Linked DNA regions of Homo sapiens: all the other regions are linked to region 1. A link is a contact called in ENCODE Hi-C or POLR2A ChIA-PET data. All regions are on one chromosome and are shown on one strand. Each heading gives the region's core, a stretch centred on a gene start or an enhancer-like site at or near the end of the contact. The rest is flanking DNA. Distances are from core to core; before and after follow the strand shown.

Region 1 (2,906 bases), core at 296-2,795:
CTCCAAGCTGTGATTACTAGCTCTGGTCTGTATTAATTTGTTGAATCATCGATGGCCTTGGAAGTCTTGATCCTCAAGACCCATATAATAGAAGTGTAGGATGGTAATGAAACTCTAGTGGGGAAAACACGCAATCAATTAACTCTCAATTACGTGCCCTCCCCCCACAACCACCTGCAGGAGATAAAGACATAGATTTTTAAAAACTCACTGATACTTCTCTTTAAAAGGTCTGTGCAATATGACCTCAAATGTTCTAAGTATGCATCATCTGTGAGTGGGAAAAGCATGGAACTAGTGGTCTGGATGTGAAAATGTACCGTACCTGAGCAATTCCTGTAATTTAAAGACTAAGATAATGCAACTACAAACTGAAGCCAAAAAGGATCTAGGAAACCCGGAAGACCTCCTGGAGGGAGAACCAGTAGGTTAAGAGAATCTTTAAAACTGAAAGATAGGTACAACAGAGACATATGATATAAAAGCAAAAGACAGAGTTTGGCATGAAAAGATATGAAGTACTATTGGGGTCCACTACGTTTTAGCTGAGTGACCCAAAAGGCAAGTCTAAATTTCCCCAAACCTCAATTTCTCCTTCTGTAAATAGGGATAATGAGAATCCTATTTCACAGGTTTCTTTTAATAAAATGTAATAATGCATCTGAAATAAAATGAAAATTCATTTTACTTTTTATATTTACAGGTATTATTTTATAATTAAGCTTTATTGAGTATACTTTTATTATAAGAGGCATGGCCGTCCTCTCACTATTTAGCAGATACTCGGCTTTTCTATCAAGCTTTCATGTATTCTATAAGGCCGGAGAAGAAAGTTTTTTTCTAATAAACTTGTCTGATTCCTGGAGCAGTCCAACCACAATCTTTTCTTTTTTTTAACTCCCTCCCTCCTCTTCTGCTTTTGCTCTCCCTCTGCATTAGTTTGTTCTCACACTGGTATGAAGAAATACCCGAGATTGGGAATTTATAAAGGAAATAGGTGTAATTGACTCACAGATCCATCTTGCTGGGGAGGCCTCAGGAAACTTGCCATCTTGGCAGAAGGCAGAGGAGAAGCAGGCATCTTCCTCACTGGGTGGCAGAACAGAGTGAGAGTGCAAGAGGGAAATGCCAGACACTTATAAAACCATCAGATCACCTGAGAACTCACTCACTATCACAAAAATACCATGGGGAAAACCACCCCCATGATTCAATTACCTCCACCTGGTCCCACCCTTGACACGTGGGGATTTATGAAGACAACAATTGCAGGCGAGATATGGGTGGAGACACAAAGCCAAACCATACCATTCTCCTTCTTCTCCTTCTCTTCTGTGTCCTAACTCCCATCCTCCTCCTCTTTTCTCTTTTTTCTTCTCTCTTTTTTTCCTCATTTGCAAATTCTTTATTTTCTTGGTTGATGCTCCAATGTTCTTTCAGATTCCTGCCTCCCTCCCTTGGAAACCTCTTCCAGGGCTGTAAACTTAGCTGTAATTACAGTCATGGCCATAAGGGAGCAGCAGAATGCAAAGGAGCATCGCTGGAGCCTGGAGAAAGCTCAATAGGAGAGCCCAGCTAAAGCACGAGCCTGGGCCACCAGCTCCTCTGAGAAGTCCCTGACATCTCAGAAGCCACTGTGGGACAGTGGCAAATGAACAGTTATTAAAGTTAGAAAGACTAGGAGTTTGAATTATTTTTCAACTGTGTAATCTTTGGAGATACTTAATCTCTCTGCCTTGGATTTCATTATTTAAAAGATTAGGATGATATCATCGAGATAATTTTGTAAAACATTTTGTGTGCAAAACAACAAACATGGTGGCTGAGTCATAAAAGATATTTAATGAATATTTCCTTTTCTAATTTTTCACTATCACACTTGTGTTGAATTTGGCAATCTTCACTTCAGGCCAGCCTAACTCAATTTACCAATCTGCGGACACACCTACACACCCAGGTAGCTTACCAGCTGCCAATCAGCCCAATATACCTCCATTTCCAACTCCACTTCTATAGACTTTGGGTCTTCTCCACAATTAACTCTGACCTACCAAATGACAAGGAGTCAGCTTTCTAACAATCTTGGATCAGATATACAGTAAACAGCAAGAAGACTAGTGTGATAGGGTGGCTCTTATATAGCCCTCAGTGACCCCACCTGTTGTTACTCAGGACCTAGTGTCATGCTTTCCCCTAGAGTAACTATCTTGTAACCAATAAAATACAGCAACATTGAGAGGATGTCCCTTTTCTACTTAAGTCACAAAAGATGCTGACTTTGTCTTGCTTGTGGATTCTCTCTCTCTCCCTTGTCTCATTAGCCTTGATGAAACAAGGGGCGTGTTGGAGAGGCCTATGTGGCAAGAAACTGAGGGTAGCTTCTTGCCAACAGCCAGCAAGGAATGGAAGCTCTCAGTGCAACAGCGCTTATGAAACTGAATCCTCTTAACGACCACGTCGGTGAGCTCGGAAGTGGATTTTTCTCCATCTGAGTCTTCAGGTAACACTTTTGTATTGCCTGACATGTTTACAGCCTTGTGAGAGACCTCAAAGCAGAAGACCCAGCTAAGCTATGCCCAGATTTCTACTTTGCAGAAATTGCAGATAAAAAAATGTGCATTCTTTTAAGTTGCAATATTTTAAAGTAGCTTGTTGCACAGCAATAGATAACTAATAAAATTAGTAAAAGAAGTTGAGATGAGATCAAAGTATATAAGGGAGTCACATTATGTAGGACCTTATATGCCATAGCAAATAAATTGAATTTTATTTCAAGTACAATGGGAAAACAGTGGGGATTATTCAGCATAAGACAAATATGCTCTAAATACATTTTAGAAAGATTTCACTGGTTGCTCTGAGATGATTAAACTGTGTGGGACTTGTTTCAGTGGTATTTTGCATGT
Region 2 (2,906 bases), core at 258-2,757, 200 kb after region 1:
TGTGTGTAGTCCAGTGGGGGTATAGGTGCATAAAGAGAAAAATTGTTATGGTATGAAAAATAAAATAAAATTACGCATCAGGTATTATCAGAGAACAGAAGACATACTCCAGACAGAGGTAAAAGAAGAAATTCTAAGCAGAGAAGACAGAGATGCTATTTTATTTTCTCTTTTCCAGACACTGCACTCTGCATCTTGCAAGCATGATCTCATTTAACTTCCAAATAATGTGGTGAGAAAGATGTCACTATTCTTAATTTACAGAGGAGGAACCTGAGGTTTCATAAATAAGTGAATATTGTCATATAAGTAGTAGAGCAAGGATTTGAAACCAGACCCTTTAACTCCAGAGCTCAAATGCTAATATAGTCCAACTTGCTTTATTGTAAGTGCAAGGAACAGAGCAAAATCCTCTAAGCTATGTGTAGAGAAATATATACAGTTTGATATTTCTGGAATATAAATGTGAGGCAGAGGATAGTGAAAATTGAATCCAAAGCATTAGGCAGTGATGAAAGTCACTACTTTCACATTAAGTAACTTAAAATTTGTCATTGAGGCAATAAGGACCCTTTGAAGGTGACCTCCAAGAGGAAGACGAGGACAGATTTGCATATTAGGCTGATTCCTTTGTCAGTCAGGAGGATAATGGCTTTGAGAGACAAAAAAAAAATGAAACTAGTAATATCTGTTTGGTAACTTCAGCAGTATTCAATGACAGTGATTATGAGAGAAGTTGGGGGGAGCAGAGAAGGAAGGAGGAAAATTATACGGGAAATGTTTAGGATATAAAATTGGGGATTTTCAGTGTTTAGATGGGGAAATGTGGAAAATGGAGGAGAAAGATGACAAATGCCACCCTGTTTTCTAACCTCATTGATTAGGAAGATGTCAATGCCATCAATATGATGCAGAAAGAAAAGAGGCAGGACATTGCAGTTTTGGACATACTGAGCTTGAGGAGGAAAGAAGCTGCCCAGCATGCATTACCCAGGTTTAGTTACCATGCCTCTCTATAGCTTCTTACAACTGTAGTCTTCCTCAGTGTAAATGCATAGCCATCACTATCTGCTTTCCTAAAGTATACCAACCACACATTAAAATGCTGATGAGAACATCACCAGGGAATAGCATCAAACTTACAGAAGTGCAATTTTAGTAATGCATGCTCCTTCTGTCAACATCTGCACATTTTCCAATTCCCTGTTTTCTTCACTACATCTCTTCTCCTTAATTATTTCAGAGATTACTGACAATGTTTCTCCATGTCTTCTGCTAGTTCTTACAAGCCCTTGGTCCCAAAATAGTTAACTTATGAACTTGATATTTCCTAATACCCCACAACTTGAGCCTCATTCTCTCCTTAGTGAAATATTCTCTTTTTATGTGTTTAAAGATCATTACCAATGATTAAGAACTGATTCATTTTACTTTCTTTTTTCTCATTTTTAAGCACTATGTCATCTTCCCACAGGCAATCCTACGTTTCTTCACTGTCTCAGTTGAAACATGATTGCAAAACATCTTCTTGTTTGCTTCATGCTAAGAAAATATCAAATTCTTCTAGCTTTGCTTTCTTGACATTGTTTAAGCCCTTCCCATATTTTTAATTGTATTTAACTCCTTCCAACCTTAGATTATTTATTTTTAAAATCTGATCAGTTAAAAACATTCCTTTGCATTAGACTGTGTATATCTATAATGACAAATCAATTTTGTCAAATCTCTAAATAATCTTGAACTAAATTACTTTTTTAAGACTGCCCTCCCCAGAACATATTTTTTAATACTTTATATTTTTATGATGTATTTTCATAAGGATAATATCTTCTAGTAATGTTCAATATTTTCTGCCTTGCTGTATGAATCTTCAATATATCATGACCTTCCTACTAAGAGCTGCCTATCATCAATATTTTTAATCATTTTCTCCTTGATTATCAGAATTACCCCAAGTGGCTAATTTCAATGATTTTTTTTCAAGATAATATTTATCAAACCCTCTGATTTTAGTTGAATGCTACGTTCAGCACATGCTAAAGTTCGCCATTCCTACTACCTCTCACTTCTGCGATGCTGCCTTTGCAATCCTTATTAGGAAAGCTCTGAACATACCACTTCCTGATCAGGCAGACTATAAATCACTTAACAATGCCACCTTTATGTCTTTCTTTTCACCCTGACTCCTGTGAGTATGTGTGTGTGTGCGTTGTGCCATATTACCCTTAGGTGCTCAGATTTCCAATAAGAGGTATGACACTAATACATACTTGAATTGCTGATCATGATCTCTCCCACATTTACGTCTTTTTTTTTTTTTTTTGAGACAGGGACTCATTCTGTCATCCAGGCTGGAGTGCAGTGGCACGGTCTTGGCTCACTGCAACCTCCGCCTCCTGGTTTCAAGTGATTCTTCTGCCTCAGCCTCCCAAGTAGCTGGGATTACAGGTGGCTGCCACCACACCAGACTAATTTTTGTATTTTTAGTAGAGACAGGGTTTGGCCAGGACGGTCTTGAGCTCCTGACCTCAGGTGATCCACCCTCCTCAGCCTCCCAGAGTGCTGAGATTACAGGTGTGAGCCACCATGCTGGCCCCCTGCATTTTACTTCTTTAAGAATATTTTATTTTCTATGATTATATGAGTTTTTGAACCACTCTAGAAAAATCTCCATTTGAAGAAAAACAAGAAGAAAAAAATAACCTACCATGCATTGATTTGAAATGATCCATAATTGTCAAGGCCATTCATGTGAAGTTTTATAATTCTTCCCTGTCACTGGCTTCACTGATCTTTTTTTTTCCCTAAATTTTCTACTTGTCTCCACTCTGAACATGTTATCTGATCTGCAAGCTGTCACATTGATAGCATGTTCTTGTACATGTCTTACTCAACACGTCCTACTC
Region 3 (2,906 bases), core at 273-2,772, 170 kb before region 1:
GGTCCTGGGAACAGTGACAACAGCCAGGGCAATGGGGACGTGAATGTCATGCTGCTAGAAGTGCTGAAAAATGTAGCTGTGCACAGACGCTCCTCATGGAGTATGGGTGTTTTACACCATTCCCAATATCTCATGGACTGGTATTACAAAACAAATTCTGTAATCAAGAGTTATCTGGAAAAGAACAATGCACACTCTTTTATTCATATTATAACTACACTGCACCGAACCCAGTGGAATATATCAGTGAGGGGCAAACCAATAATTTTGTAGAAAATAGTAATTTGAGGCTGGAATGGAACAATCTGGATGATGAACAGAAACTTCTGAGCATCTGGTGACCATGTAAGAGGGAGCTAAAGAGTCAGCAATGATAGTAATACCCGCTTTGGTTTTCAACATGCTCTATGCTGGCTCCCAGTTTCTGCTGAGGTGGTGCCGGTATCTGCTATGGAAATTTATGAGGAAAGACAGAAGAGGTGCTGTTCTCTCACCTTCACATTAATCAAAGGAGCTCTATTTTTACCTGTCTTATACATTGAGTTTCTATGAAGGATCTCATTTGAAGAACCAGATCTATTCTAAAAAATAAAAGATTACCTGCCATAAAACCCTATTGCTCATTGAGAAGGCCAGAAAGAGTGTTTCGGCTTTGTCTTTGAGTCAGTAAAACAATAAAAGGTGAACATCCATGCCTTAATTTTCCACAGCAATAGCTTACAAAGTGCAGTCCCTCAGCCAACAACAGTATCAGTATCTCCTTGGAAGTTTTTATAAATGCAAATTCTTGAACATTACTCCAGACCTATCTAAAGCAGAAACTCCAATAAAGCCCAGCAATCTGCATTTTAACAGGTTTTTAGTTGATTCTGATGCATGTTCAAGTTTGAGAACAAGTGTCCTAGAGCTTAATTTAGTTTACCAAGTAAAAGAAATGAGGTGGTATGAATAGAAAGTCACTGTCAGTGCAGTAGTGCACTTTCTAAGGAAAACCTCTTCCAAGTATTATATCTTAGCTCCAGTCTAAATCATCATAGAGAGAATTGGTTTTCAGTTTTAGAGAAAGGAAAAAATGCCTCCAGTTCTTCTATTCCTCCAGCCCCATAAATATCAGTCAAAATAAAGCACTAGCTTAACAACTTAAAACCATTGAATAACGCTTTGAAACTCTATCTCGGCCCCAAGCTGCTTATTTGAAAATAGGTGGAGCTAATTAAGAGACAATGGTAAAGTCACTGACATGTTACAATTTGCAGTGGTTAAACGCAGTCTTGTATTTTGTTTCTAACAGATTCATTAAAATAACTGTTGCTCATAAATTCCACTCCAACTAGGTCACCAGGTGATGCACATGTAGGAACAGTGCTAGAAGAAACTGCAGTCACAGGGAATGAGGCAGGATCATAGGTTGTCAGTTTCCTTCCCAGAACCAGGGCATTTGCCATATCAGTTACCTTCCTGAAATCATGACCCATGTGGGTGAGACTATGCTAGATTACACTGGAGTTACATTTGGACTTTTCGTCAATTCTCAACCCTGGCTCTTCTCATTTCAATGATGTTATGCCACTAGATGGCTCCAGAGTGTCTACCTGCACATGAAAGTCCAGAGATTTGAAAATTTGAGTGCACTTTGTAAGCTTTCCGCAGCCATGGTCCTCTGCAATTGAATTCCACTCAACCAGAGGTGATGTCTCATTTTCTCTCCTCCGTCTTTCAAGAGTGATGGTGTCAACAGAAAACATGAATGCCGCAGACCAATAAAGCACGTGTCTTCTCCACATTCCAAACTTTAAAGTCTAGCTTTGAGCAGATGATATATGAATGCTGAAAGTGGGAATAAACATTCTGTTTTATAGCATTTCATAACTTAGGTGGTTGTGGGTTATTAGAAAATGTAACAGAACAAAATGGACCAAAGATTTCCCATGCTCAAGCCTTGCTTAATCAGAGAAGCTAAGAGGTAAGTTATTAAGCCTGACCTGCCTTTTTTATATTCTGTTCTGGTGGTGTTGGTTAGTGTGGAAACTCAATTTTTGTTTGTTTTAGTTTTTCTAAGTGTAAAAGTTGGTTTTTTTTTTTTTTTAAGTTTGTGATATGAACTCAGTTTCTTCTAGGCTTAGCTTTCATTTCTAAATTAATCCAATTTGACGACAGCTTCTAAAATGAGCAATCACGCTTACCAAACTCTCCCATTGTGATAATGAATTGTTTCTGGGATGGATACTTGAAGTAAGTGGAAAGCAACCATAGACTGAAATTACCCATCCAGAGGCCTGAGAGAACATGGATCAGGAGACAAAAAGCCTGAATCCAGAAGGAAGAAGGCTCTAGGGTTGAAAAGGCACCCCGTGTCAAAGTAGGAGCTTCACTTTGGCAAACCAAAGCCATAAAGAATTTGAAGTTTGGGGATACTAATTTTATGAATAAGCAGAGGAATTCAGTCTGCAGAAAGAAGAATGGGATGTGTACAAAGAAAATATCATATGCGAGAAAAAAATTTAGACTCAGAAAGATACACAGTATAGGTATCTGAAAAGCTTCCAGTTCCTACGTGCACTGCTTATACTTCCTTCAACCAAATGCCACATGTGGTTTTCTGAGACTTTACAGCCACTCTTTCCCCAACTTTTTACATTTTCCTTGAGCTGACTGTCAAAGATTCCCGAACAGTCCTTTGTTCTCAATGAACTAAAATTTAGAAAGCATATTTTATTGTGAGTCAACTCAAAATACTAAATTCCTTATAGTTGAGTTTATGAAATAGGGGAAACTGTCTCTGTATCTTTGGTCCCGATAGTTTTTTGGTTCTTTGTCACCACTATCTCCTGACAGAATGATGGTATTGGCCTCTGACCTGGTTCTTTGCTACTCTCCACCCTCCCATAAGAGTAACATTTTTTTTT

The links. A loop is a pair of places that touch in the nucleus more often than their neighbours do. ChIA-PET counts read pairs that join two places held with the same protein, here RNA polymerase II (POLR2A). Pooled maps may share reads with other maps.
Region 2: a loop to region 1 is called in a map of IMR-90, with 10 times the contacts of the local background. The contact joins two enhancer-like sites. A Hi-C loop is called at or near these places in 3 of 168 maps with a recorded cell type or tissue (IMR-90, esophagus muscularis mucosa and spleen) and 3 of 50 pooled maps. POLR2A ChIA-PET finds 5 or more read pairs at or near these places in 1 of 52 experiments (BJ).
Region 3: a map of IMR-90 shows a loop between it and region 1 (3-fold over the local background). The contact joins two enhancer-like sites. A Hi-C loop is called at or near these places in 11 of 168 maps with a recorded cell type or tissue (A673, Caco-2, GM12878 and 8 more), 18 of 37 single-sample maps with no recorded cell type and 15 of 50 pooled maps. POLR2A ChIA-PET finds 5 or more read pairs at or near these places in 2 of 52 experiments (GM12878 and PC-3).

Annotation. Positions count from the first base shown.
Region 1 is chr11:29,158,375-29,161,280 of GRCh38, reverse strand. No RefSeq gene overlaps it. Among named protein-coding and RNA genes, the nearest start is that of LINC02742, 260 kb to the right of the region's middle. Within about 2 kb of position 1,545, at least 2 of the 41 ENCODE cell types and tissues checked have a DNase peak (open chromatin) inside an H3K27ac peak, as active enhancers do; they include IMR-90, where a contact is called at or near this core.
Region 2 is chr11:28,961,937-28,964,842 of GRCh38, reverse strand. All of the region lies in intron 1 of LINC02742 (long intergenic non-protein coding RNA 2742), which reads right to left. Among named protein-coding and RNA genes, the nearest start is that of LINC02742, 61 kb to the right of the region's middle. Within about 2 kb of position 1,507, at least 2 of the 41 ENCODE cell types and tissues checked have a DNase peak (open chromatin) inside an H3K27ac peak, as active enhancers do; they include IMR-90, where a contact is called at or near this core.
Region 3 is chr11:29,327,812-29,330,717 of GRCh38, reverse strand. No RefSeq gene overlaps it. Among named protein-coding and RNA genes, the nearest start is that of LINC02755, 270 kb to the left of the region's middle. Within about 2 kb of position 1,522, at least 2 of the 41 ENCODE cell types and tissues checked have a DNase peak (open chromatin) inside an H3K27ac peak, as active enhancers do; they include IMR-90, where a contact is called at or near this core.